Linked DNA regions of Homo sapiens: region 2 is linked to region 1. The links are chromatin loops, found by intact Hi-C in ENCODE. Cell type or tissue: MCF 10A. All regions are shown on one strand. Links, peaks and the distances in the headings refer to the core of each region. The heading gives the core; the rest is flanking DNA. Region 1 holds the start of LINC02909 (long intergenic non-protein coding RNA 2909). Region 2 overlaps BCAT1 (branched chain amino acid transaminase 1).

What was found. A loop is a pair of places that touch in the nucleus more often than their neighbours do. Peaks named below come from ENCODE experiments on the same cell type or tissue, not always from the same donor. Only the 100,000 strongest peaks of a DNase experiment are listed, where the experiment ranks them.
Region 2: a loop joins it to region 1, with 3 times the contacts of the local background. A loop is called at or near these places in 3 of 110 quality-filtered maps.

Annotation. Positions count from the first base shown.
Region 1 is chr12:24,983,756-24,999,253 of GRCh38, forward strand. LINC02909 (long intergenic non-protein coding RNA 2909) reads right to left here and starts at 13,710. Exons shown (of 4, transcript NR_171024.1): 1 at 13,477-13,710; 2 at 12,442-12,584; 3 at 12,052-12,312; 4 at 9,669-10,572. It also overlaps a transcript of IRAG2 not described here. RefSeq lists enhancers at 14,269-14,398, 14,649-14,758. In MCF 10A, for the core only: CTCF peaks have their summits at 7,929 (motif pointing right) and 8,140; a DNase peak (open chromatin) is centred at 7,916.
Region 2 is chr12:24,843,702-24,859,199 of GRCh38, forward strand. It overlaps BCAT1 (branched chain amino acid transaminase 1), which reads right to left. Exons shown (of 11, transcript NM_005504.7): 6 at 6,085-6,248. Among named protein-coding and RNA genes, the nearest start is that of BCAT1-AS1, 32 kb to the left of the region's middle. In MCF 10A, for the core only: a CTCF peak has its summit at 8,968; no DNase peak of the experiment used is centred there.

The DNA.
Region 1 (15,498 bases), core at 3,395-11,394:
TGTGGAGGAGGCTCCTGGCCCATCCCCTGAACCTATTCTGCCTTCCTAGAGCCCTAGGCCTGTGATAGGAAGGGCAACCTCAAAGAACTTTAAATGCCTTTGGGATCATTCTCCCATTGTCTTTATGAATAGCACCTGGCTACCTTCAATCCATGGTAATCATTTTAGCTTCTGCCGAGTATCCTACTTCATTGCTCTTTAAATTTTACATTTCACAGGGCCTTAGGACATTAACACAATTTACCTAAAGTCCTAGCAATGGTATAAAAAAGATGGCCCTTACTCCAGTTTTCAATACCTTTTTCCTCATTTCCATCTGAGACGTCATCAGAATGGCCTCTACTGTCTGTATTTCTATCAACATTCTGGTCCAAACCACTTAAGTAAGCTCTGTGAAGATGCAGACTTTCCTAAGTTCTGGGATCTTCTGAGCCCTCACCAGAATGTTCCTTAGTGTTTTATTCGTGGCAATCTAGCCTTTTTCTAGCCTGCTTCTCTAAATTCTTTCAGCCTCTACTCATTACCTAGTTCCAAAGCTGCTTCCATATTTTCAGGTAATTGTTATAGTAGCAACTCCACTGTCGGTACTAATTTTCTGTCTTAGTTCATGTTCTGTTGCTAAAATAGAATTCCAGAATATTTAAATACCAGGATAATTTACAAAGAAAAGAAGTTTATTTGGCTCACGTTTCTGGAGGCTGGGAAGTCCAAGAACATGGTGCTGTATCTCATGAAGGTCATCCCATGGCAGAAGTGGGGAAGGTGGAAGCAAGCACACTAGACCAAGAGAAGAAGGAAACTGAACTTATCAGGAGCCCACTTCCTTGATAACTAACTCACTCCTGTGATAATGACATTGATTCATTCATGAAGGCAGAGCCTTCATGACCTAATTACCTCTTTTTTTTTTTTTTTTTTTTGAGACAGAATCTCGCTCTGTAGCGCAGGCTGGAGTTCAGTGGCGTGATCTCAGCTCGCTGCAAGCCCCGCCTCCTGGGTTCATGCCATTCTCCTGCCTCAGCCTCCCGAGTAGCTGGGACTACAGGCGCCCGCCACCGCGCCCAGCTAATTTTTTGTATTTTTAGTAGAGACGGGGTTTCACCATGTTAGTCAGGATGGTCTCAATCTCCTGACCTCATGATCCACCCGCCTCGGCCTCCCAAAGTGCTGGGATTACAGGCGTGAGCCACCACGCCCGGCCTTAATTACCTCTTAAAGTTCCCATCTCCAAATATTGTTGCGTTGGGGATTACATTTCCAGTGCATGAACTTTGCACATGCCAACATAGCACCCGATTCCCACTCAGAACAACTAGCAGGCTATGAGGAAATCTGCCTCTATTGGCAGGGAAGGGCACTTTTCAAAGGAGGTATATAGCCCAAGTGATAGATACAACAGATATGCCCATCCGTGCTCTTTTGTGATGCTGTATGTTCTGACATTTCCACCCCAACTGATTTACTCAAGAGAAATAAACTCACCAACAATTTGATCCATATGGCCCTCCTTCAAGATAAAATAAAATCTATTATTGTTATTTTTCACAAACAAATAATGAAAGTCATAGACTACTTTGTTTTATTTGTCTTCCTTTCCATAGTGACTTCCATGTGCCTATATCTGGCATTTAGAATGGTGTGAAGAAAGAAGGCCCCTGGGAGTCTCAGCGAGCCTAATACGCTGCACCCCAGTTCTGCCTCTGCAGATGACACCAAGAGATTCCTGGTGTCTTTACTCTGAGCACTGTCTGGTCTGATCAGTAAAAAACATAAGTCCGGCTGGGTGCAGTGGCTCATGCCTGTAATCCCAGCACTTTGAGAGGCCGAGGCGGGCGGATCACAAGGTCAGGAGTTCAAGATCAGCCTGGCCAACATAGTGAAAACCTGTCTCTACTAAAAATACAAAAAAAAATTAGCCAGGCGTGGTGGCGGGTGCCTGTAGTCCCAGCTACTTGGGAGGTTGAGGCAGGAGAATTGCTTGAACTGGGGAGGTGGAGGTTGGAGTGAGCTGAGATCACGCCACTCCACTCCAACCTGGGTGACACAGCGAGACTCTGTCTAAAAAGAAAAAGAAAAAAAAAAAGTCCCCAGCATCCTTTGGTTATTGCTGATAAAAATGTCTTGTTGACTGTCAGGGAATGACACCCAGCAAAGTTGTCCTAGTAATATATTGTAGACAATGTACATGCAAATTGGAAGAAAGAATTTTAATGCAGGTATAAGCAGTGCTGTCTTCCTCTCATAACCTACATGGTGCTAATATATATTACAATAGTAGGATCATCCTTCCATTATAAAAACTTCACCCTGGGCTTCTGATTTACAAATCCATATATTCAGGACTAGAAGTTCTTCTCTGACAAATTTCCTCTCTTCCATAAAAATGACAAAGGTAAGTCTGTTAATTTTGGTATGTAGAAAATACCTAGATTTTATGTAGGGTGCTTGATTTATTATACAACTCTGTGTGCTAGTTACTCTGAGTAGTTTTATGGGGAAAAAGTCATGGTGAATAAGTAATTCCATTTTGCACATTGTAAAAATAAGAAAGTAAATGCAATACTTGTGTAACACTAATTGTTACCTACCAGGCTGGAAAAATAAAAACATGTTTGTCCTACAAACTAAATAGGGCTCTAGTTCAAGCACTTATGATTGCACATTTGGGAGGAATGAAATACCTCTTTCATTTAAAAAATACTAGTATGCATTCTATTTGGTGTTCTAGTATATAATATGGACACATGAACCACCCAAGTGACTATTTTCAAAAGTACACCCAACACAGATGTATAAACAGTGCACCTAAATCATATAATTCAGTCACTAGATGCCCTATGAGGCCTCCTCTTGGAGGCAGAATATAAACTACGGGTACAAGTAAAATGAGGACTGTGAAATGACCTTGGATTTATATAATAATAAATGAGGTGGCAATTGGTGATCTTGATGATAGCAATTTCACTATAATATGTTCTAAAGTGAATGGGTGGAGAGAAATTAGAGACTGTGAGTACAGACACTGCTTTTTAAGAGTTCGCTGGGCCGGGCACAGTGGCTCATGCCTATAATCCCAGCACTTTGAGAGGACAAGGCAGGCCGATCACTTGAGGTCAGGAGTTCGAGATCAGCCTTGCCAACATGGTAAAACACTGTCTGTACTAAAAATACAAAAGTTAGCTAGGCGTGGTGGTGCACCCCTGTAATCCCAGCTACTCTGGAAGCTGAGACAGGAGAATCGCTTGAATTCAGGAGGCAGAGTTTGCAGCGAGCCAAGATCGCGCCACTGCACTCCAGCCTGGGCGATAGAGTGAGACTCTTTCCCTCTCTCTCAAAAAAAGAGTTTGCTGTGAAAGAAAGGAAAGAAATGGAAACCAGCAGAGATAAGTAGAGAGTGCATACAGCCACTCACTCCACAGCCTCTGCAACTCTTGCTTTCTGCATGCCTACAGAATTAGCACCACATGGATACTGCCATACCCTTGACCTTATTAACAATAGCTGCAGCCCTGTCCTATCTCAAGTGCTGTATTCCACACTTTGACAAACACCTGCTAACTTTCCAGCTCACTCCTTGTAGTATCTCAAATTCACCAACCTTCTATCTTACCAGAATCTTTAATCCACTGACTTTATTACTATTATAATGTCCCTCATCCCCACACTTGTGTCATTTGTTTTCTCCCTACCTAGTTTACATCCTATGGTCATCAGTAGAGTCACTACTTTGCATACATTCAACTCTACTAAGTCCTTCTTACTTCTCACATCATACTTGCTTGGATAGATCACACCCCTAGTTAACTGCAACTCCCCACCTGCTCCGTGCCTGCAGCCATGCAGTTAAAAGACATAAAACTGTGCTAGCTGCTCTCCTATTAAATTTGGGACCATGAATTTTCATGCAGTCTTTCATGCTGCCCAGCAGTCATACAGTGTTTCCCTAATCCCTTCTCTCTCACATTCTCCCCTAGATTATTTTATACTTTCTCCTCTCCCTTATTTAACACTTCCTCCCTACAGCTTTGCTGAGATAGTTGAAGCAATCAGAAGAAATCATCCCCACCTCCCTCCCCTATAACTGCCCATCTGCACCTGTGCCCACACTCCAACCTTCCCTTCTTCTTAGGAATCACCTGTCTCTGCTGCTGGTGAAGTCCCACCACCTGTGCACTTAGAGTCACCCCTGACTCATGCTCAAGGACAGGTTCTGCCATTCTCATCTCTCTCTTCTGCATCCTCAGTCTCCCCCTCCTGATGATAATTCCCATAAACATGCAAACATGCAGTTATTTCTCCCAACTAAAACAAAAACTCCATTAACTCCACTTCTCTGTCTGCTAGTATCCATTTCTTTCCTTCCTTTTACAGCAATTTTTTTTTTTTTTTTTTTTTTTGAGACAGAGTTTCTCCCTTGTTGCCCAGGCTGGAGTGTAATGGCAAAATTTTCACTCACTGCAACCTCTGCCTCCCGGGTTCAAGCGATGCTCCTGCCTCAGCCTCCCAAGTAGCTGGAATTGCAGTCATGAGCCACCACGCCCAGCTAATTTTGTATTTGTAGTAGAGACGGGGTTTCACCATGTTGTCCAGGCTGGTCTTGAACTCCTGACTTCAGGTGATTCGCCCACCTCAGCCTCCCAAAGTGCTGGGATTACAGGCGTGAGCCACCGCGCCTGGCCCACAGCAAACTCTTAAAAAGCAGTATCCATCTTGGCAGTTTCTCATTTCTCTCCCCCATTCACTTTTGAACAAGTTATAATGAAATTGCTTTCATCAAGATCACCAATTACCTCCTCCTTCACTACTAATCCAAGATCGTTTCATAGTCCTCATTTTACTTGTCCTATCAGCAGCCCATTACTTTCTTCTCCGTAAAATGCTTTGTCCACTTGGCTTCCAGGACACTGCACTCACCTGATTTTCCACCTACCTTTCTGCTGTTCCTTTTCAGTCTCTTGCTAGTTCCTCCTCATGTCATCATTCAGACTGGTGAGTGCTGATGTGCAGTAGGGCTCAGCCCTGGACTTCCCTTCTCTGTCTGCCTTCACACCCTGGGTGATCTCAAGAGCTCTCGCAGCTCGAAGTGCCACCTGTAGGCTCAGGACTCCCAGATTTTTATCTTCGACCCAAAACCTCTCCCTTGAATCCAGACGTATATCCAAATTCCTATTTGACATTTCCACTTCATTTTTTTGACTTTGTACTTTATACAAACGCATTTTATTTTTATTTTATTTTATTTTATTATTTTTTAGAGATGAGGTCTCGCTATATTGTCCAGGCTGGTCTCAAACTCCTGAGCTCAAGCAATCCTCCCACTTCAGCCTCCCGAAGTACTGAGATTACAGGTGTGAGTCACCGTGCCTGGCCTACAAATGCATTTTATGTACAAGATTAATACATAAAATAGGACAATAAAGAACTATTCTGGGTTTGGTGGGAGGATTGGGGAGATATTGGTCAAAGGGCATAAGATTTCAGAAGAAATAAGTTCGAAAGATCTATTGTATATCATGGTGACTATAGTTAACAACAATATATTGTATGCTTGAAAATTGCTTAAGACAGTAGAGTTTAGGTGTTCTAGTCACACACACACAAATGATAAGCATGTGGAATAAAGCATATGTTAAATGCTTGATATAGTCATTTCACAATATGTACATATATCAAAACCGCATGGTGTACACCATAAATGCATGCAATTTTGACTTCTCAATTAAAACAAACAAAGAAAAACAAATTACTCTGAGTGAACTGGGTGAAAAGCAACCCTAAGGGGCTTTTCATTCACCTGAATATTTAATAGCCTCTTTTTTTTTTAAGTTAATAGAGGCAAAGTCTCACTGTGTCTGGTCTTGAACCTGAGGTCAAGTGATCCTCCCACTTTGACCTCCCAAGGTACTAGGATTATAGGCTTGAGCCACCATGCCTGGCCTTAATAGCATCTCAGACTTCACATTCTAAAACAGCTCCTGGTATTCCTCCTGTTCTCGAAACCATCTCAATCAATGGCAGCTACATTTTTCCCGTTGCTGAGGTCAAAATCTTGAAGTCATTCTTTATTACTCTCTTATTCTCATACCCACATTTGGTCTGCTAACATATTCTGTCTCATCTAACAGTCTATCTCCCTCTCTCTCTCTCTATCTCTCTCTCTCTCTATCTATCTATCTACAATTTACTGTCATCATTTCTCCTCTAGAAATATTGTGGAGTTTTTTGGGTTTGTTTGTTTGCTTGTTTGAGATAGGGTCTTGCTCTGTCAACCAGGTTGGAATGCAGTGACACAATCATGGCTCATTGCAGCCTCGACCTCCCAGACTCAGGCGATCCTCCCTCTTTAGCCTCCTGAGTAGCTGGGACTACAGGTGCATGCCACCATGCCCAGCTGATTTTTTAACTTTTATTTTTTGTAGAGATGGGGTCTCACTGTGTTGCCCAGGCTGGTCTCAAACTCCTGGGCTCAAATGATCCTCCTACCTTGGCCTCCAAAGTGTTGGGATTACAGGCATGAACCACTGTGCCTGGCCCTGGATTATTGCTGTAAACGTCTAACTTGTCTCACTATTTCTGCCGTTAACTCTCTTCAGACTCTCTTCAATTTATTCATTTATTCAGAGCACAATTCTGCTCCGTTTAAAATTCTCCAGAGGCGTCCCATCTCCCTTAGAGCAAAGGCCAATGTCCTATAACCCTAAGATCCTGTATAATTTTCCCCTGGCATTAGTGCTCCGCCCTCATTTCCTGCCACTCTCCCCTGTATTCAGGTCACTCCAGCCCCGCTGACCTCCTTGCTGTTTCTTGGCCATGTCAGGCACACTTGCACCTCAGGTCCTTTGCATCTGCCCTTCCTTCTGCCTGAATACATTTCCTCAAGTGTCCTCTCCCCAGTTCCTTCACTTCCTCAGGTCTTTACTCAAATATGCCTCCTGGAGAGCCCTTCCTGGGCTACCCTGTCTACAACTGCAAACCTCCCACCAAACTCATTCTTTGTATTTTTATATTTTCCTTTGGCATTTATCAGCCCATAACATGCTATATTTTTTGGCCTATTATGTTAATTTTCTGTCTCCCCCTGTGAAAAGTAAGCTGTATGAGAGCAGGAAGTTTGTCTGTTTTGTTCACTGTTTATCCTTAGCACTACAACATGCCTGATCCTACCAAGTACTCAGTATTTGTTGAATGAATGAATTATAATGGTGATGGGCATGATGAAAATAGGCAGACAGACAAGGCAAACATATACAATAATGCTTACTTTTATACACATTGGTGACAATTGTCAGTTGCAACTATTGTTAAAAAGTTATTTTATCCTCAATGTTCCTACATCATCAAAATAGAGTTCTGCACCCAGACAAGAGTTAAGGCACTAGAATTGAGGACTGCTACCAAAATGTGTGATTTTTGTAACTTAAAAAAGTCCCCACAGTGATATTTTAAATATTATGCTACCAAATATTATCATTCTTTTTTTTTTTTTTTTTTTTTTTTGAGACAGGGTCTCGCTCTGTTACCCAGGCTCAAGTGCAGTGACACAATCACAGCTGACTGCAGCCTTGACCTCCTCTGGCTCAAGCAATCCTCCCACCTCAGCCTCCTGAGTAGCTGAGACTACAGGCATGCACCCACCATGCCTGGCTAATTTTTATATTTCTAAGTAGAGGTGGGGGTTTCGCCATGTTGCACAGACTGGTCTCGAACTCCTGAGCTCAAGCGATCCACCTGCCTCAGCTTTCCAAAAGTGCTGGGATTACAGCCATGAGCCACTGTGCCCGGACTTCTTTTAAAAAAAAAAAAATCTTTCTTATGATACACAATTTGAGCTCACGAACCAGTAATCACAACATTGAGAATAAGATAAATCATAGGTAGGTTTATTAATGACTTCCAACTACTTACCAGCAGAGGGTGCTACTTATCCATATTTTCACACGTATAAAGCGTGTTTCGCTGAACTAACAGGCAGGCTTCAATACTGTAAATGACATTATCTTACAAATCTGTATTATGTGATAATGAATCAGCCACCCAAACATAAACATAATACCTTCAGTTTTAAAAATCTATATTTTTCTTGCCTTTATTTGTGAATTTAAATAGATGATACTGTACATGAATATGGTACAAAAATGTACAGAAATAATTAACTCTTTCTTCTATCCCAGTCCTCTAGTTCCTCAATTTTCTCTTCCAAGGTTATCATTGTCTCCAGTTTCTTCTGTATTTATGTGTATGTCTGTTATGTTTTGTGTTTGTATTGTATGTGTTTTTTGTTTTGTTTTGTATTTTAAATCAGAAATGCTATAAGTGCTATTCTTCAGCTTAGGGTTGATTTATAAACAAGCCCATAATTTTGGGATTCCATATCAGTACTTATAGAACATCTTTCTTTTAAACAGCTATATTTTATTCCAGTGTGTAAATAAACAGAAATTTATGTAACCAGTCCTCTGTTGATAGATGGTAAGGTTATTTTAAATATTTTGCCTTTCCAAACATTAGTAAATTAGTGTATTTTTACATTTATCTTTGTAAATATGTGCAAGTATATTTGTAGGGTAATTTCTTAGGGAAAATTGGGTAGCCATCTGAAAAATAATGAAGGTATAGTTTCATCTCTCTATACAAAGATAAATTCCAAATATATTAAATCAAAGACACTAGAGAAAAACAGAGGAGAATGTCTTTATGATTTTTGAGTCACGAAAGCTTTCTAAGGCTAACACGAACTCAGAAGGTATAAGAAAGAAGATTGAAATTTGACTGCACATTTTTAAAAATCTGTGTGGCAAAAACACCATAAACAAAAAACACAAATAACACCTGGTGAAAATGTATTTGTAACACATCCTACAAAGAACTAAATCTTGTAATATGTAAAGAGCTTTTGTGTATTGATAAAATCAAGCCCCATTCAAAAATGACCAAAGCATACAAATAAAACATAGAAATGGAAATACAAATGGCTTTAAACACATGAAACCATATTCATAAGGAAAGAAATCACAAATTACACTGTTTTTTGGTCTTTTTTTTTTTCCTTTTTGTGGAGAATGGGGGGGGGGTCTCACTATATCACCCAGGCAGGTCTTGAACTCAAGCTATCCTCCTGCCTCTGCCTCCCTAAATGCTGGGATTACAGGTGTGAGTCACCATGCCTCTTGAGAAATGCATATTAAAATAATGAGATGCTATATTTCACCTATCAGATTGGCAAAGACCAACATATTGTGTTCGTGAGGGTGTGGGGAAACAAGCAGGCTCACAGATTGTTGGTGAGACTGTAAATTGGTACAACCTCTATGGAAACCAATTTGGCATCAGCTAGCAAACTTTTAAAACTAGCCAGGTTTAGTGGCTCACAACTGTAATCTCAACATTTTGGGAGGCCAAGGCAGGTAGACTCTTGAGCTTAGGAGTTTGAGACCAGCCTGGGCAACAGGGTGAAACCCTGTCTCTACTAAAAATACAAAAATTAGCTAGGTGTAGCATGGCTGTAGTTCCAGCTACTCGGGAGGCTGAGGTGGGAGGATCGGGCTTGAACCCAGGAGGTCAAGGCTGCAGTGAGCTGTGATTGCACCACTGCCCTATAGCCTGGGTGACAGAGTGAGACTTCCTTTCTCTCTCTCTCAAAAAAAAAATTTATATGAAAGTTAGTAGAGTTTTTTTTTCTTTTAGTCAAATCTGTTTATTTGGATTATCTGCATGTTCTTAACCAGAAGGAAATGCTACACAGAGTTGAAGAATAAAGACAAAATATTAAAAATTTAAGGTAGGTATTATGTTCTTTGTATAATGTGGATAACAGCCATATTGAGCTACGGAAAGTAACATGACAAAAGAATCTCTGAGTGTATATCACTCACGGTCCTTTAGGAAATCGATAGTACCTTTTTTTAAAAAAAAAAAAAAGGAGGCTGCAAAGAGTTTCAATTCTTGAAAGTGTAGGCAGGGTTAAGGGAAACAGCATGGGGTGGTGGGCAACCTCAGGTGCTGGCATCTGGCTCTAGGAAGCCATTACCCTCCCTGGCAAGAGGCAATGGAGAAAACACTTACAGAACCAAGTGAACACTGTCACTTTGGGAGAGGCCACCTGACAGGGGCTGTGGAAAAGCGTGAGCCACTGTCAGACAGAGACCTGGCAGGGTGGGAGCCAGGAGAACAAATGCTGCAGACTCTTCCTCCTCCTGGCCCTCCATCTGCTGGGCCCTCCCACTGGCCACATTCAATGGGAAATCAGAGGGCAAAGGAGCCAGACTGATGCTGTCAATAGAGGCCTGTCTCCTGGGATGCTGAACAAAGATGGGTTGCTCTTGCTCTGCATCCACGGGATAGATCCGGAAGGGCAACGGATGATTTCATTCAGTGTAATATGCATCTTGGTAATATATTCAGGGCCTTGCTTCATTTCCACCTTTCTCCAAAAACATATTATCACTTTTCTTTCAAAGTAATTACTTCTGTAGTAATCCTTTTTGGAATGGAAGCCATAGATCATTCAAACTCCCAATCCTTTTCTTTCCGAGACAGCATCTTTATATGAAAATTGTCATAGCATGATGTAGGCTGATTTAAAAAAAGAAGAAAAAAAGGCTTTCTGAAGAGACTGCATTTGCACATTAAAGTCCAATTAAAAGGCTGGGCACAGGCACTTTGGGAGGCCGAGGCAGGCAGATCACTTGAGGAGTTAGAGACCAGCCTGGACAACATAGTGAAATTCTGTCTCTACTAAAAATACAAAAATTAGCTGGGCATGTTGGCGCACGCCTGTAGTCCCACTTACTTGGGAGGCTGAGGCATGAGAATTGCCTGAACCAGGGAGGCAGAGGTTGCAGTGAGCCAAGATCACACCACTGCACTCCAGCTTGAGCAACAGAGCCAGAATCTGTCTCAAATAATAATAATAATGATACTTCATTTAAAAAAGCAACTTAAAGGCAATGATACCTAGAATATAAGCACATTAAAGAGTATATTATGAGAAATAAATAGTGCATTTTACATAGAGTGGGTTTTGAAAAATAAAAGTTATGTTTGGCCATGCATGTACTGGAGAAGGAGTCCATTATCTGGTTTTCTTCTTTTCTTTCCTTTGTTTGTTTTTATTATTGTTGTTTTTGAGACAGGGTGTTGCTCTGTCACCCAGGCTGGAGTGCAGTGGTGCAATCTCTACTGGCTAACTGCAGCCTCGACTTCCCAGACTCAAGCTTGATCCTCCCACTTCAGCCTCCCAAGCAGCGGGACTACAGGTGCGTGCCACCATGCCTGGCTAATTTATTTTTTACTATTTTATTTTATTTATTTATTTATTTTTTATTTTTATTTTTTATTGATCATTCTTGGGTGTTTCTCGCAGAGGGGGATTTGGCAGGGTCACAGGACAATAGTGGAGGGAAGGTCAGCAGATTTACTATTTTATTTTATTTTATTTTATTTTATTTGAGACAGAGTTTCACTCTTTGCCCAGACTGGTGTGCAATGGCTTGGCTCACTGCAACCTCCACCTTCTGGATTCAAGTGATTCTCCTGCCTCAGCCTCCTGAGTAGCTGAGTTTATAGGCATGCGCCACCCTGCCTGGCTAATTTTGTATTTTTGGTAGAGATAGGGTTTCTCTATGTTGCCCAGGTTGGTCTCAAACTCATGGGATCAAACAATCCACCTGCCTGGGCCTCTCAAAGTCCTGGGATTACAGGCATGAGCCACTGCACCTGGCCCCTTTCTTCTAATAGTGCCTCTCAACCATACACCTCCCACCTCATTTGTATTTGGTTAGACAAAGTGACTCCCTCAGATCAACCAGGGATTAATCCTGGAGCTCCAACACATATTTAAAACTACTGGCTTGATAGTCTAACAACATTGTAGATTACCTAGAGAGAAGCAGATACGTTATTTAAACGGATTTCTTGACCTATTTACATGATAAGATTTAATTTCCTTGAAATGCCATTTTGAAAACTGGGATTGGCATCCCTTACAGGTTCTCTAATTAGTTGCTTTCAGATTACTTGGCAAGTAAAGGACTATGTTGTTATGAACCCCACCTGCAGTATATCCCGAACAGGAATCTCCATCTTGGGTTTCTTTTTGTAAAGTCTGCATTTGACCCCTTTACACTCTTTTCCGTGTTCATAAACGTGCTCAGGGTTGGAAAAGCTGTTTCAGTAGAGATGGCATATTTCTGGTGGCATTCGGGGGCAGGTACAGGAGTTGCAGGCATCCATCGTATGCTGTCCAGCGTCTGCACGTTCCCTTGTTTGCTCCCAGTGGGTAGAGAACCCGGCATTGTGGGTACCTTATTAGAACTGTCAGGAGGTAATATTACATAAATAATGAAATAACATGTTAATGCAATTCATTACAGGTTCGTTGGAATTTATTGTTCAGGTTATTCCTTTCACTGCTCTGAGAAACATCAGGTATACTAGACTCACCTGAAGCAGGATGTAAGCGTATAATTTGTCAGACGGGCAATATGGTCTAGTGGATCCAGAATTTGAATATTATTTCTGGCTCTGCTGCTGGCTTCCTTTATGACTAGGAGGGAAATGTCTCTGGGTGTTGCCAGTTTCGGTATCTGTGGATTGATAAGCAGATCGCAAGCATGGATGTTATAATAGGTTATTTCATGGGAAATTAAACAGCAAATCTAATGAGAGGAGCGGGTTACTTGGTCATTTCTTTCTAGGTGCTATTTGGTGCTTTAAGAGGACCTCTAGTATTGGATAAGTTAAAGGAGTTTCAGAAAGTGCATCATAACAACATTACTGAGAGCTCAGAATGTGCTACATGGTTCTGAGGGCCATCTGCGTATTAACCTCATTTAATCCCTGCAGCACACCCGGAGGTCATTGCATGATATTGATGCAATTTTACAGATGAAGAAACTGAAGCACATATGGTTAAATAATTTGTCCAAGATCACAAAGCTAGTAAGCAGCAGAACTGGGGTTTGAACTCAGGTTATTTAAACTCAGAGCCCCAGTTCTTATTCCCCAGTATTTGACTCCCCTTTGCTCTCACCTGGTGATAGAAATGATAATGACCAGGCTGAGCGCAATGGCTCACACCTGTAATCCCAGCACCTTGGGAGACTGAGGCAGGTAGATCGCTTGAGCTCAGGAGTTTGAGACCAGCCTGGGCAACACAACAAAACCCCATCTCTACAAAAGATACAAAAATTAGCTGGCTGTGGTGGCATGCCCCTGTCATTTCAGTTACTTGGCAGGCTGAGGTGGGGGAGTGGCTTGAGCCCAGTAGGCAGAGATTGAAGTGAGCTGAGATCGTGCCACTGCACTCAAGCTTGGGCAACAAAGCAACACTCCATTTCCAAAAAACAAAAGAAAAAGTATGAGATTTAACTTAAAAATAATTTTCCTTCATCTGATTAGAAAGTATAATCAGGATGAGCTTTAGTGTGTTGTTTTTTGTAGAGCCGGGCGGGGACCGGGGGTGGGGGGGGGTCTCACCATGTTGCCCAGGCTGGTCTTGAACTCCTGGGCTCAAGCGATCCTCCCACCTCAGCCTCCCAAAGTGCTGGGATTACAGGTGAAAGACACTGCACCTGGACTATCTTTCTGTTATTGCTGTGGTGGGGAGCACACCAAAATAGTGCCTGTCATCCTCATCCTTCCTAGGCATCTTTCCCAGCACTGCTGCTGTGATTAGTACCTTAACTCCAGCCTAGGCAGGTGCAGTGCATCAGCGGCTCTCTTCTCTAGCTTCTTTTACCTCAGCCCAAGCCACTCTGTAGAAATGGGCTCCACCCATGTCATCTGACCTGTAGGTCTCCACTCTTTCTTCCCAGTTCTCAGATGGTTCTTGGAGCACTGGCGAAGTCAAGCGAAAATAAGGTGGTGAGTTTTCCCCAACGAAATAATTAAATTTTGGCTGATGCTGGCCTTTAGTCATCGAAGGCCGAGAAAGTACCGCCCTAACCAGGGAAAAGCAATATCAGATGTAGGCTGTTCTGTTGTGTCTCAACCTCAAAATGCTTGTGGCAAAAGGGACAAACCTCCAATAAGTCTATATTAGAGGTTCAACAGAGTTCATTGAAAACTTGAAACAAATCTGAAAAGAAAAACACTCTACAAATAGGGAAAAAAGATGGGTAGCTGAGAGTGATAAAGTGAGATTCCCCAGATATGTTGCTGTCACCACAGGCAAATCTCAAATTGTTTTCAATGGAGCTTTTGGAAATTTAAATTAATCCTGCCATTTTCAGGCTTGGTCGTTTGGAATGTGTGTTAGTGAAACGCAGTGATGTAGTTTTATAGACTGTAAGAACCTTGGAGGCACCTGAATTCTTGAAGCTAGAGATTTATTGTAGGTCTTCTCTTGTTCTCTGAGAAGAAAACCAGACTTCATATAACAAGAAGTGAGACAGAAGAACAGTTTTCAGAAGCATGTGTCACTCTGCTATTTTAGGAATTGTTCCAATAAGAGATGTTTATAGTAAGCTTGGTGTGACCCAGCCAAGAAGCTTAATATAACAAGGTTAACTGAATTGTGGGAGGAAAGTTTCTAGCCTATACCAGCTTGCATTTATTAATAATCAGAAAGGTTGCGGATGACAGACTTGCTGAGCATTTACTAAATCTGGTACTTGTGGTTTGCAAATCATGTGATTAACAGCTGCTATCATCTATCCTAGAAACGGCAGGAAGAAGTGTTATTATTTTATCACATAAAATAGTAGTCACAAAGAGAATGAAAACAGTTTAATTTGGCAGATATAAAATTCACTGGTTAAGCAGAAAACCATGCTCTGCCCTCCCACTGAGCTCACTAAAGATGGGTTTCCTGGGAATGTCTCAGTGAACAGATGTTTCTTCTTAGGTTTTGATGAAGAGTTTAGTGGCATCTAATCATTAGTGAAGGGTTGTTTTGGCAAAAGGAATCTCTTGTCTATCTACACACATACTTAAATTTTTTTTTTTACGTATATTAAGGATTTTGCATTAATTACCAATAGGATCTCACATAGATGAATCATGAATGATTGACTGGCTTTCCTAATCAAGTTTTGAATGATTTTAAAAATCAGCCTGCCTGATCTAAGGTTTGGAAGTTCAATGCTCAATAAATAACTTTAGTAAAGGGAGGAAAACATTTTAAAGGAAAAAAACAGGAAAGATAATTACATTGTTAATCTGTTTGGAGTTAGAATTTGATTCAGAAAGATTTCTACAGAGCCTTTTGAATCACCCTGAAATCTGCCAGCTTTTTCCAGGATGCTGCTTTTGTACCTCTGTATACATCATATGCCATTCTTTGCAATAAAATGCAACTTTCTTAGTGATTGAATAATATAGATGTTGATAAACACAAATTATGTCATGTTGTTTACATATACATTCCTAAAGAATAAGAAATATTGTCTACATTGTACATACGTAGTAGATTAACTCATTGAAGTCAGAACAAATGTAGATTTCTATAAGTCCCAAAGAGTATGGATGTCTTAGAGGTTGATGTTGAAGTCTGCAGTT
Region 2 (15,498 bases), core at 4,943-12,942, 140 kb before region 1:
ATAGAGCTATGTCATTCTGCTTGGACTGATAATATAGCATCTTGCCCTACCACAACTGATGACAATATAGCATCTTGCCCTGCTGCAGCTGAGTTAAAGGGTGGGCATATAACCTAAGACAGTCACATGATTCCTTTTTTGGGTGCATTCACTCATTTTAATGTCTATAACCTGAAATACAGGCATTTTCTCCCTTCTGGGGTTGCTTACTTGGTATGCTGTAAAACTGGGGTCGGCTGTGTCCATGATCACCACACTTCACAGAAGAAAGCGGCTGAAGTGGGAGAGCCCTAGGCCAACATGGAGCCAGAAGCTCTGACCAGAGGCAGAGGAAGAAGGGAAGAAAAAGGGGGATGTGCAAAGGACACAAGAAACTTGGAAATAATTGCTTTAGCCCCTAGCATCCTAGTTTCATAAGCCCTTGTCTGCTTAAGATCATTTCCAGGCCGGGCACGGTGGCTCATGCCTGTAATCCCAGCACTTTGGGAGGCTGAGGTGGGCAGATCACCTGAGGTTGGGAGTTTGAGACCATCCTGACCAACATGGAGAAACCCCGTCTCTACTAAAAATAACAAAAAAATTAGCCGGGAGTGGTGGCCCATGCCTGTAATCCCAGCTACTCTGGAGGCTGAGGCAGGAGAATTGCTTGAACTCGGGAGGCGGAGGTTGCAGTGAGCCGAGATTGTGCCATGGCACTCCAGCCTGGGCAACAAGAGCAAAATTCCGTCTCAAAAAAATAAATAAATAAATAAATAATAATTTCAAGTTGGTTTTCTGACTTGCAACTGAAAGAATATTGACTAATAGCTGAAATATTCCAGTAAGCTGTGGAAAATAGACATCATACTATGGTGATTGCCATTGGAGCACGATGAGGTTGACTCACACCAAGGTAATGTTAAGAGTCCTTAAAAGGGCCAGGCGCGGTGGCTCACGCCTGTAATCCCAGCACTTTGGGAGGCGAGACGGCCGGATCATGAGGTCAGGAGATTGAGACCATCCTGGCTAACACGGTGAAACCTCGTCTCTACTAAAAATACTAAAAATTATCCGGGCGTGGTGGCTGGCGCCTGTAGTCCCAGCTACTCGGGAGGCTGAGGCAGGAGAATGGCGTGAACCCGGGAGGTGGAGCTTGCAGTGAGCCGAGATCGCGCCACTGCACTCCAGTCTGAGCGACAGAGTGAGACTGTCTCAAAAAAAAAAAAAAAAAAAAAAAGAGTCCTTAAAAGGGCCAGGCACAGTGGCTCATACCTGTAATCTCAGCACTTTGGGAGGCTGAGGTGGGCAAGTTACTTGAGGTCAGGAGTTCCAGACCAGCCTGGCTAACATGGTGAAACCCTGTCTCTACCAAAAATATAAAAAACTAGCTGGGTTTGGTGGACCACGCCTGTAATCCCACCTACTCGGGAGGCTGAGGCAGGAGCACCACTCACACCAGGGAGGCGGAGGTTGCAGTGAGCTGAGATGGTGCCACTGCACTCCAGCCTAGGAGACAGAGCGAGACTGTCCCCTCCCAGCAAAAAAAAAAAAAGAGCCATTAAAAGACGCTTAAAACATATGCTTCTAAATACAGATGACAAAATATAAATTCTTGGTCAATGTGGAGATGAAGCAAGTCTGGTATACAGATAGGAAGCTATTAAAAAAACAATAAAATAAATAAAAATTAAAAAGACAAAGACAACAGATAGGAAGCTATTGTTTAATGACCATAAAAAGTCAAATAATCCTTATTCATAACTGATAGTAAATAGATAACTGAGTTAAATTACAAATGCTTTTTAATAATGAGTATAAACCAGATTGCAGGGGACGTCTGGTAGAAAGACCACAGGTTTGTTGTTAACAGACCTGAGGACAGCTCTTGCATTTCCACTATTTGGTATATGTGAACTTAAGCAAGTTAGTCCTTATTTTTCCCTCATTTAATTATCTGGCAGATAAAAATATCTGCTTTATATATCTCATTGGGTTGCTTGGAAAAAATAAATAATAACAATAAAAGCCAAAGGATGAGTTACATGAGACTGTTACATCCTAATGAAATTAAGTTTTTTAAAAAATAACTATTTCAGTGGGGTGTGGTGGCTCATGCCTGTAATCCCAGTGACTCAGGACACCGAGGCAGGAGGATGGCTTGAGGCCAGAAGTCCCAGACCAGCCTGGGCAACACAGCAAGACTGCATCTCTAAAAACTAATAATAATAACTATTTTATTTGAATTTTTTCTCATTCGTAGACACAACTACGAAGTAGTGAAGCAGTGAAGTTTTACCCTACCTGAAAATAAATTATTTTTTCATATACAAAATGCCCTTTAGACTGTATTAAAAAACACATAGAGAATTCTTACAGGATGAATATTTAGCCTTTCAAAGAAGCTTCTAAATACAAATGCATACACATTTCTGAAAGTGTAGCTGAATTAAAACCATGGCTCCTCAGCTTCATGAAGCACTGAGCAAGGAAAGAGGATTAAAGACAGTGACTATTTCAATGCACTGAAAAGAAAAGGGTTTTTTATGTTTAAGTTTTAATTGATTGATTGATGTATTATTATATTCTGTAGATGGTCTTTATTCCCCCAAACAAGTTTTAATTTTCCCAGAGTTCTCTCACAGGTGTAAGCTGTATTATTAATGTCCACAGGATAACTGATACCATGGTAATATAGTTGGGTTCCCGCCCATGTGCTGCCAATATTCATAAGAGAAACATGTTCTTGGAGGAAACAGAAAAATGAAAAAGTAAGAAAGCTGTTGACATAGAAACATTTCAATATGGTTTTAAATAGGTTATCTGGGAGAATAGACATATTAAATACATCCCTCCAAAAGAATAAATTCTATTATGTAAAATTTAACTGATTTCTTCTAAGATAAAGAGAGTCCAGGAAATGAAATGAGAAAGTGAGAAAACCTCACAACATCAGTGACTGTGAGAGTTTACTACAGGTTGAGGATCCCTAATTTAAAACTTTGAAATGCTCTAAAATCTAAAACTTTTTCGGTGCCAACATGATGCTCAATTTGGATTTCGAATTTTTTGGATTAGGGATGCCCAAAGAGAAATACTCCAAAATTTGAAATCCAAAACACATCTGGTCCCAAGCATTTCAGATAAGAGATATGCAACCCATACCTGCCAGACTGGGTGCTAAGTACTTAACTACATTATTTCATTGAGTCATCTAAAAACAACCCTAGACTTTATTGTTCATTGGAAGACTTGGAGAGAGGATTCAGTTGTAGAAGATCTCACAGATAGTTAAGTGTGTAACTCCCAGACATTTGACTCCTAAACCCAAGCTTTTAACCATTAGGTTATCATACTGCATTTGCTGAGAGCTTTCTATATGCCAAGTACTATCCTAGGCACTTTCTATTATCTCACTTAATCTGTGCAAGGTATTATTGCCTCAACTTTAAAAATGAGGAAACTGATACATAGAGCAGTTAAGTAACATGCCCAAGGCAATTAGGTTGGTTTGTTTTTAAAGACTTCAGGTTTTTTTCAGAGCAGTTTTAGGTTCCCACCAAAACTGAAAGGCAAGTACAAAGATTTCCCATATCCCTTTCTCCCCATCCAAATGAATAGTTTCTACCATTACCAATGCCTCACACCAGAGTGGTACATTTGCTGAAATTAATGAACCACATTGACATACCATTATCACCTGAAGTCTAGAGTTTTCATTAGTGTTCATTCCTGGTGTACATTCTATGGGTTTGGACAAATCTATAACGACATTTACGCACCATTATGACAGTTAGGTTTTTAAGCCAGGTCTTTCTGACTTCAAAGCTTGTACTCTTAAATGCAGAATCAGAATGCAAGGAAAAAAGAAAAAACTAAGAGAGATAATTTGTGTGTGTGTGTGCACGTGTGCATGTGCAAGAGAGAGAGAAAAAGAGAGAAAGAGAGAGAGAGTGACAGAAAGCCTTATTCCTCCCAAATTAACCAAGGAATCACCTGGAACTAAAGCTGTTTCTACAGTGCAAGACCTTTCTCTAGCTCAGTGCTTCTCAAGCTTGGCTGCATGCTAAAGAATCCTGATGCTCAGTCTCTGCCCTAGATTCACTTAGATAGAAAGCAGAAAGTTCTTGACTTTATGAGACTCAATAGTTATTTAATAATACCAGTTGACTACAGGTGTCAAGGGTAACTGTTGACTTAATTAGGTTTACAGATGTAATAATACACAAAACTAAAGTTGACTCCAAATGTCTTTGCCAACTCAACAGGATAATATTAAATGCGGAATATTTTGTTCCCCTTGTACCTCTCCAGGTCAGAAGCATAGGAGGAGACGGCCCTAGAACTTTTTGGAAGTGATAGGCATATAGGTTAAATGCCCATCCTTTTGGTTACCACCTTCCCTCTTGCCATTTTTAATTTATGAGTTCAATACTTTCTTCTCCGGTCTCTTCCTTTCCTAAGAGATTTCAAGTCAATTTCCATGGATCATAGTCCACCTGAGCCTAATGAATCAAATATTTTTATAATAGATTTTATTATTTTAGAGTACTTTTAGATTCACAGAGAAATTGAGCAAAAGGTAACAGAATTCCCCTATTATACCCCTTCCCGAACACCCTCTCAGTTTTTCTTCTTATTATCATCTTGCATTAGTGTGGTCCACAAGTCCACAGTTTACATTAGGGTTCACTCTGTGTGGTACTGAAAACATTAATTTTTAACTGGCCTACAGTGATCATGTATTCTGCAATAGTGCATTAAATCATTGTTTACAAAATAAATTACAACCTGCCCAAATACCGGTTAATAAAGATTGCCCTGCAATTTCTGTGTCCCCAGGTTATCTTTTTCCTAAACAGGTCGGGGAGCTAGAAAGCAATATTTTAAACAGGGAAACTTTTTCCTTATTACTTTTCATCAAGACTGTTTATTTACTCTCTATATATGGTATATATATGGTATGCAGTGGTACATAGGCACATGCTCTGCGAAGAAGTTTGAACCAGTAAAAAAAGAAATCAAGAGTCAAAAAAAGGAGTTTTCAACCTGGCTAGCCTAGGACACAGGAAGGTGTGCTCTAAGCCAGAAGGAGAATAGACTTCCTAGTTTTAATGCACTCCATTTGGATTTCTCTACCCATTGAGGGAATGCAGTTGCTAAAGTTGCCAGTGGGGATGACTTTTATAACCGTTCTTTTTTAATTTGGGTAGGTGAGGAGAGAAAAGAAAAAGGAAATACAGCAAGACTACAGAGGGGTCAAAGCCAGTGGTCATTGCCTCTAATACCCCAGCAGCACGTCATGTGACTCTCCCCTGCCTCCTGGACCTAAATGTCCTACCAGGGCCCACAAGACTGCCATGGAGTCACCTTCTAGGACAGCTGCTGCCCTGAGTATGCAAACAGCACCATTTGATACATGCAAAGCAAGAACCCATGCTGCTTAAACCAGTTATTCTCGTTCACCCATAGGGGCATTCCCAACTCATGGCCAAGTCCACCCCTGAAATCGTCCAACACTTTTCAAATGCTCTTTTATTTCCTGCCAGCTACATATGGCCTATGAGACTGGCCTGACAGAGCCAAAGCAGGGCTGTCCCGCAGCCAGTTGGCAGCAGGTGTGGCCACAATCTGTGGCAATGAAGACAGCACTTCAGTGAAGCGGGCACCTTCCCCAGACATGACTCCCTGGAGCCAACTGAGAGCCTGGGTCCCAGGACCAGATGCTTTTTAATGCCAGCCGTCAGCCTGCAGCCAGAGACCAGCGCCCAGGGGAAGTTTATCCAAAGCACCGATGTGATGCTTGTTGTAGTTTCTTACTTCAGTTCTTCCCTAGATATCATATCCAGTGTTTCTCCCTTACAAAGGGCCATGGGCTATCCTTTAAACTAGCACATCTAAAAGCGAGGGCACTGAATTCATACTGCGTTTATATAGGAAAAGCTACTACAGCTGGCTTGCTGAAAGATTAAACTGAAAATTAACCATGAAACACAATGAGCATTAAAGTTTGAAAAGTATTATATGTGTTCATACTGAAGTGAAATGGCACTAACTAAATGGTCATGAAGGTGTCTTTCCTTTAGACAGAGACACAGATTTACTTACCCTCCCATCTTGCAGTCCCCAGTTCCACCTTTCCAGGCTCTTACATACTTGGGATTGGCCCACAGGGACACTGGATTAAAGGTTCCACTTGAAAAATAAGGTCCCACTGGGCTCAAGAGTACAAAGAGCAGGGCTTTGGTAGGCTTCTTGACTCCAAGAGAAGGCTGCAACAAAGTAGAAGTACATACAACTGTAACTTAAAATGTGGACACCAGTCTTAAAGTCTAGAATAGATTTATATCTGTCTCCCAGAAGAAGCCATCGAATTACAGGAGCTATTACCATACTTTTAAAATTGAGTTACACAAAGCCTAGTGGTTTTTAAGAAGGAAATCCTGAGAATGGAGTACATACATTTCATTTTGCTTTGCTTTCTGAGTTGTTAGGATTTTAGCAAAAAAGCTAGATTTGTCCATTTTTGCGTGTTAGTAGGGTTTTGGAGGACAGACATATTTCTAACAACTATCTATATAACACCTTTCAAGGTTGCATGATTGGGAATTGAGAAAGGGGAGAACCTAGACATGGTTTTAGGCTTTGGGGGGTAAAATATAATATTTACTTCTCTAACTCATCCTTCTGTTTCATAGCCTAAGTGACTGCTTCAGGACATGGCAGGGTCTTCAGCAGGTGGTAGGTGCAGGCGAATGTGTCATTAGCACACCTGCCCACATCAACTAGCAGGTAGCAAGAGTGCAATTTCAACAGAGGGATAAGTACTGTTAAATCAAGTTTAGCCTACAGCTGCCTCATTACATTTTAAGCTCAGCTTAAAGGTTTCTTTGCACATCATGAACTATAACCTAAGTGGACATTATAAACAGATGGTAGCCTACTCTTGTGCCAATTACTGAGTTTTGGCCAATCAAACGTGGCCAACTGTTCAAACCATGTTCAAATAAGGCAAACGCTGAGTTATAACCAATTCAGCTGTTTCTGAATCTCTTTTCTGTTTCCTGTATGTCACTTTCCTTCCTCTGTCCATAAATCCTCTTCCACCATGTGGCTGCACTGAAGTCACAGGGACTACTCTGGATGGGAAGGCTGCCCGAATTGAGAATGGTTCTTTGCTCAATTAAAAACTTTTAAATTTAATTCAGCTGAAGTTTTTTTATTTAACAATATCTTCAAAAAAACAGGGAATGAATGACTTATAAATAACAAAGATAGAAGACCATCTTTCCCACAAACACTGTAAAGCCAGAAGCCCACAATGCAAAATCATGCCAATTCCTCCATCACAAGAGCAGTTATAAATAATTAGGGTTCATTGTTTATTAAGGAAGAAAACTGAGAGACCCAACGTTTTGAAGGCTACATATTAAGGTAGAAATGATCACTGGGCTATCCTCAGCAATATAAGACCACATGAAGTAAAAAAACAAGGCAGGACTCTTAGGTTAAGAGCTTCGGGATATAAACCACTTGTGTCCAATCTTCACTAGAGCCTGGTCTACCTGGATAGGAATGGGGATCTGTCAGGAGAAGAAAGAGAATCTTTACAATAGAAGACTCAACTTCAGCTGATTTTGTGGCTTTGTAATGTTTCTGGAGGGATATTTTTATCTGAACTTCAATTAAACTTCCCCTTACTACCCATTGCCCCACCATCCCTCACCCACTGCTCAACACTCAGATCACCAAAATCAGGCAGGTAAAATATTCATGAGCACAAAAAAATGTGTTTACACAAGCACACACCAATGCCATCTGAAAGGCATGTCACCTTAGGAAATGGGAAGGTAATTTCATTAGCATTCCATGGGAACATGACGACCAAAGGGCCTGGGTGGCCACAACAAACCTATGATGGTTGATGGAAGACTATGTTAGAGAAATCCGTCAGCAAGCAACAACAGGTTTTGATTGTTAGCTTGTGTTTGTTCTTTAACAGAGACTGAAGATTAAAGGAGGACCATCCTACCAGTAAAGGATAAAGCGCCTTAAAGCTTCATTTGCCTTTTTGGGTTTCATTGTTTGGGAGGAAAAACCTAAGCATAATACACACACCCGCTTTTCTTCCCAGCTACGATAAAACTTAACCATCTTATCTCTGCACTTTTATTTAACCTCTCAGTTAAGAAATGACACCTTCATTTCATGGGTGCCTTGAAGCAGAACATGTTAGATTTTTTTAACAAATCCTATGATACGGTTTGGATTTGTGTCCCTGCCCATATCTCATGTCAAATTGGAGGAGGGGCCCAGTGTGAGATGATAGGATCGTGGGGGTGAATTTCCTCCCTGCTGTGCTTGTGAGAGTGAGTGAGTTCTCCTGAGATCTGATGGTTTAAAAGTGTGTGGCACTTCCCCTGTGCTCTCCCTCTCCTGCTGCCATGAGAAGGTCCTTGCTTCCCTTTCACCTTCTTCCACTGTATGTTTCCTGAGGTCTCCCAGTCATGCTTCCTGTTAAGCCTGCAGAACTGTGAGTCAATTAAACCTCTTTTCTTCATAAATTACCCAGTCTCAGGTAGTTCTTTATAGCAGTGTGAAAATGGACTAATACACCCTAGTGATGAGGAATTTAGAGAAGCTTCTTAACATAATTTAGAGATATAATATGCTGGCATCATCTCAATAATTTACCTAGCTTCTAAGTTTCTGAATAGAATAGCTTATTTGTGGACAAACTAATAGCATTTTAATAGCTATCACAAAAATGGCTGGGACTTTTTTCACTCCAAACTAATGTATTTTATGCAAACTACATTATACTAAAAGAAGTAACAATAACGTGTTATGAAAATTTTTTCCTGAAATAAATTTCCCCTGGTTCATTTTCTTCTCCTGATTTTGACAGGTAAATTTGCATTTTATTCCACTAGGTGGTAGTATACAGAGCACAGATAGAAAATGGAATAATTCTGTACATTAAATCCATTTGTAGAAAAAAGGTCTTGATAAACCTCTAAGTAATATTTTTATTCTTAGCAAGCAGGTAAATTATAGACTATAACTTTTCAATGCTGAGAGAAAATGTGTTTATGTATACTAATACTTTATTTTCTGCAATTTAACCAAGGTCAATTCATGTTTTACAAGTACTTCAAGTACTGGTGTTGATCACAGACTAGTCACCTTCATCCTCAAATGATTACTTACACCAATTCATTGTCTTTTCATGAATAAAACTGTGATTTCACTGAAAATGGTCACAGTGCTTTAAGACAATGAATAAGATCTAACACTAGGCAGAAAGAGAGGAAGAGAGCTTTATGATTGGGTCTGTTTCTATGCTTAGGAGTCATTATTTTTTTCTATGTTTCAATTATCCCTTCTAGCCTGAAAAGCAATCTAAATTCTGTGCTACTGTTAAGAGTATTTTATTATGAACTGTTATACAAAAAAAGGTAACTGCACTCATATGTTTATCACAGCCCTGTCCACAACAACAAAGACATGGAATCAACCCAGGTGACCATCAATGGTGGACTGAATAAAGAAAATGTGATACATATAAACCATGGAATACTATGCAGCCATAAAAAAGAATGAACTCATGTCATTTGTAGCAACACAGCTGCAGCTGGAGTCTCTCTATCCTAAATGAATTAACACAGAAACAGAAAACCAAAATATCACACGTCCGCACTTATAAGTGAGAGCTAAGCATTAGGTACATATAGACACAAAGATGGGAACAATAAACACTAGGGATTCCAAAAGAGGGGGAGGGGAAAAGTGTTTAGAAATACTACCTATAGTGTACTACGTTCACTACTTGGGCAATGAGATCCTTAGAAGCTAAAATCTTTGTATCACAACATATACCCATGTAACAAACTTGCACATGTAACTCCTGACTCTCACATAAATTTTTTTTAATTAAAAAAAGTCAATTAACTTGTTTCACACAAGAGTATTTTATTATATAATATTAAACAACTACAAGCAAAATCCCACGATGATAAGTTCAGTCATCTGATTAAATAAAGCAAAAGCCACATAAATAATGAGAACATATGGATGACAATAGCTGATGAATTGTGTGAGTCAATTTCGATGAGTCACATTCCTTATAAACACTTTAACACTTTGGCTTTTTACTCTACTAGCTTCCTGGAATATTCAAATACATGAGGAATTAAAAGGGGCTTTAAAAAAAAACATGAAAAATGAGAAACATAAAATTTCAAATGCAGCATATTTAACTTCTCAAGAGACCACATTGACTTTGAAGCTGAAATGATGATGTGTTTAAAAAAATAAAGACTTTTTTTACTTCACGAGCTATACCTCACAAATACATGGCAAATACATATACAAGGGTTTTTAAATACATGGATATGTTGCATAGAAGGACAAGACACTGAGTGTGATGGAAAATAAAAAGACATGTCACAGAGAAAATCATCACTTTCCTCTGATCAGTCAGAAATTACTTTATCAAAAGGCAGGATTTCAGAGGTGATTTGAATGACGGCAGGAAAGAGCTCAGTGAGCTGAGAAGAGTACTATTAGCCTATGTTTTGGCCTAGAAGCCAGAGAGGCACAGCAGCATGTGCAGGCTTGAGAATAATTCTGCCTAGGCAAGGCAGATGAGAGGCAGAAGAAATAAGATAATTGGAAAAGACAGAAGAACATTTTTCCTAAAGCAAGACAATTTTTTTTTTAATTTGAAGAGTAGCCTGTTTTCTTTTTTAAAAAACTACTGCCAGTTGTTTTGAAAGAAGTTTAAATTGTTAAAGGGGAAAATAGTAAAGAATACTGGACTAAGGGGTGCTTCAAGGGAGAGCTCAGCGGTCCATACAGGGCTTGAATGCTGTGAGGGTCAGGAAAGCGAGGGCACTGAATTCATACTGTGTTTATATAGGAAAAGCTACTATAGCTGGCTTGCTGAAAGATCAAAAAATAATAATAACCCCCAATAGTATGCATTGCTTTTTGGCTCCAAAATATTTCACTGTCATTATCTCATACAACAGAACAATTCAAAAAGTTATAATTCCTATTTTTAGGTTGAGGAAACTGAGGCTTCAAACAATTTGCCCAAATGTCATGGTTATTAAGTTCTAGTTCTTCTCCTCTTAATCCAGAGTTATTTCATACTTTACCAAAGCTTGAAAAAAATATTAATAAAGTACCCAAGATCTCCTTACTTTAAGAGAGTTCCAACTGGTATCTAGCTTTCTTCCCGCTGAGCCTTCACCCATAGTGAGACACAGCGGGGATACCTCTTAGGGACCTGCTGAGTGCCCCCCGCCCCTGAGCATAAAAATAAAGGAACAGCTTGAGTTCCTTCAAGAGAAAGTCCAGTCATCCTGCTAGCCTTGAGAAGTAAATGAGCAACTCGATAAGCAAAAAGGGAAACAGTAGCTTAAAATAATCACCAAGGAGGTCAGAGTCAGAAGATGTTTGGTTTCCTATAGAAACTAAAGATAACATCTTAACAGATGTTCCAGAGTTGTTTTTCAGAACCTGGATCACCATCATATGGATCCTCCAGACCACAGATAACGAGGGAACTGAGACAACTCTGGACATACTGGCTATGAGGTAGCCCTGCTCCGCAGGAGCAGTTAAAAAAAAAAAAAAAGAAAGAAAAAAAAAAGAAAAGGAATTGAGGACTGAATTATCACCATTCTTTGTTTTCCATTTTGTTTTTTTAGATGGAGTCTCAAGTCTCGCTCTCTTGCCCAGGGTGGAGTGCAGTGGCGCAATCTTGGCTCACTGCAACCTCCACCTCCCAGGTTCAAGCGATTCTCCTGCCTCAGCCTCCTGAGGAGCTGGGATTACAGGCGTGCACCACCACACCCGGCTAGTTTTTGTATTTTTAGTAGAGATGGGGTTTCACCATGTTGGCCAGGCTGGTCTCAAATCCCTGACCTCAAGTGATCCACCCTCCTCAGCCTCCCAAAGTGCTGGGATTACAGGCGTGAACTACCACGCCTGGCACCATTCTTTGTCTTAAATTTCTTTCTGAGAAGTCTGGAGGAAGTCCGCCCATGGGCCAGACCTAACATTCCTTTCTGCTGATTCCATCTTTATTTTTTTTCTTTTTCTTTTTTTCTTTTTTATTTTTTTTAGAGACAGAGTCTTGCCATGTTGACTAGGCTGGTCTTGAAATCCTGGCCTCAAGTTACCCTCCTTCTTCAGCCTTTCAAAGTGCTGAGGTTACAAGCATGAGCCACCACACCTGGCCTGCTGATCCCATCTTTAGACAAATATCCCCTTCCTTAAACAATGTGCAAATCAGAAAATATTTGGATTTACCTGTAACCTGTAAGCCCCTACTTCAGGATATCCCACCTTTTTAGGCCAAACCAATATATGGCTTCCATGTGTTGATTGATGCCTTTGCCTGTAACCTCTGCACCTTACATGTAAGCCACTGTGGAGTTCAGGTCTTAAGCATGAGCTCCCTGATTCTGTTTGCTTCTTGACCTGCAAATAAACACCCTCCTTTCTCCCACTGTAAAACCCCGGTGTGGATGATAGAGCTTACTGCACTGGGTGAAATAGCCTTCACCCTCTACACACCCCACGCTCAAACCATACTGAACCCCTTCCATTGCTCCTCACTTTCCTACTTCCATATGCTCTACTGCACTACTTCCTCTGCCTGGAACACTCTCCTTCCAATGCCCTCCTATTATGGGTTGAATTGTGTCCCTAAAATTCCTATGTTGAAATCCTAACCCACGGTGTGACTGTATTTGGACATCGGGCCTTTAAAGAGGTAATTAAACTTAAATGAAGACATGAAAGTGAGGCCTTAATCCATAGGCCTGCTGTCCTTATAAGAAGAGGAAAAGACACCAGAGATAGCTCCCTTGGCCAGATAGAGGAAAGGCCCAGAGAGGACATAGGGAGAAGGTGGCCATCTACAAGCCAGGAGAGCTCTTACCAGAAATCAGCTTTACAGGCACCCTCATCTTGGACTTCTAGACTTTGGAGCAGTGAGAAAATAAACACCTGTGGTTGAAGCTGCCTAGTCTGTAATATTCTATTATGGCAGCCCTAGCTAGCCACAGGATAGAATGCAGGCCTAGGAATCCTACAAATCTGGTCTTCAAGCTGGCCCGCAAACTGGTCAGTTACAAACTTTTCTGCAGGTCCCTGAAACAAAAACTGGATGAAGTTTCCCTCTCGTCTTGTTTTATGTCCTTGAAAGCTTGACCTTGTAACCACGTGGGGGTACTTTCTCCTGATCTCTGCCATCCAGAGGGTGTGAATTTTGGGGTTCCTGTCAATTAGTCCTAAAAATTATCTTGAGCAGTTAAAAGCCTTTGCAAGCTCAAAATTGGCTGCTCTAGGCTCCTTCTCGGAGGAGCAATGGAGACTGTGCAGTACTGCAGCTCAGTAACTAAGGCTTTGCTATTTCACAGTGGTGGCCTGGATTCAATTCCTAGCTTCGGGAATGAGTCCTTTCTGGTTTGATATCTATGTGACCTTTGCCATTTATTAATTATCTTCCCCTCATGAACAACTTCTGACTCCCTGTCTTGAATCTTCCTTTCTCTGAGCTATGTTTGGAGGTTCCAGATCTTGTAAAAACTGCTTACCACCTCTTTGAAAATACCTCCCACACCTGTGGTTAAATCATAACCTTAGTTAAGGCTTATTGGTTTCACCTGGGAGGTTACTTTTGGTAAAGTTCAAAAGCCAGAAATATTAGCTGTTTGTCCTGGCTAGAGTCTGATAATAAGAGATTTGGTTAAAAGTCAGCTTAATTAAAAGTGATGTCCAAGATTATCTATCTATCTATCTATCTGGCAGGTTTTATATTGATTTTTTTCTAGATAAAAGTTTTTTCTTCTCAGTCAACTGAATTGTTTTTCTCATTTTGTTTTCTTGCCACTCTTGATGCCCACATTGAGAGGACCTAAGATCATTTCTAACAGCCTGGGCTTCCTTAGAAAAAACTGAGGGAGCACCACAGGCTCCATTTTGGGAAAAATCTGTTTTCCTCATGGAACCCCAGGAATTGAAGGCAAGCAAATCCCTCTCAAAATCCAAGGCATTGCTCTGATTTGCATTGTGTTACCTAATGTTTTTTACTTGTAGGGGTATCAGAAATTACTTTGCATTATGGGAGAGCTTTTAACCTTGGTGTGTAATAACTAGGCAGGAAATATGCTTTAAGGGAAGGCTAATAGCAGTTATAGGGGAATACCCCACTCTGTGCACGTTTGGATCAGAGAAGCATGCTCTTGGCCACCTAGAAGGTATGGAAACATTCTTCTACACCTTCCAAAACTCCCAGAGGGGATGGGCTGATTCCCTCTTTTTGGGATCCAGAATCCAATATAAAAATGAGATCTGTAATTTTGGGGAATCTGTTTTGCCTTCTAACTGCACCTGTTTATTAGGCCCCAGAAACTGCATGTTTTCCCGGCTCTGTCCCCACACGTTGCTCCACCCTGAAGCCAGTAATCCAATTAAGATTCTTAAAAGCTGGCAAATGAAAAAATTAACAGCTACTGGGTCTTCTGTCTGTGTATTTTTGTGTGTTGTATGTGTGATATGCATAGAAAAGAGCTCTAATTAATTGGCTTGAAAAATAAGCACTTAAATTGAATATTTTGTCAGAAAAATAAAAACTTTAACACCTTTTAATTCATGGGACTTTAATAATCTTTGGGAAATAAAGAGAATCAAATATATTGGTAAAATAAAAATGTCTTCAAAATTTAGACATCTGGTCTAAATTAGGTCAGATTAAATTAGATTTGCTGAATGCTTCAATGCCATAAACTGCTTCTTTAACTTGATAATTGTTCAACTCACCTGCTTTGGAGCCATTAGATTCTAGGTAGGGCCTGGGGACATGTGGAGTTGGCCATGCCCCCTAGCTATGCTGGAAAGACTCAGACCTTATCTGCACTTCTGTCTGGCGTCCTAGGCTCCACACCTGGTACATAATTAAAACCACTTATTTATCAGACTTTTCACCAAATATAAAAGTTGCTAAGAGTTAACATTGTAGCACATGTAATTGAGGCTACCAGAGAAACAGTGTTACCTGCAAGGCGTGTAAGGAAAATAGAATGTGTTTTTGGTAAAAGATTATAAGAAGGCATGGGAATGTGGTCTTATTGCCTAGTTTACAGAGTTAAAAGACTGTTTTAAGTTACATAGGATAAAGCTAAAGGTTTGAGTAAGTTGTGGGAGGTCAGTGAAAATTAATCTTGTAAAAGAAATTCTGTGTGTTAAAATATTAGCTAAAGTTAAAGGGTATTATTCAGTTTTTCCATAAATAGAACATTGGAATAAAAGCACAACAGGGTTTTCTTAGAGCATTAATCTGCTCTTTAACAACAACAAAAAAAAATTGTAAAGGACTACAAAAGGTTTATGAGAATCTTATCTCATGGTAAAATTGATTAAGATTGAATAATTTGTCTACAAGGTTTTCTTAAGAATTGGATTTGACATTCATTAATGCAAAGATGAAATTTGGCTTTCTCTCTT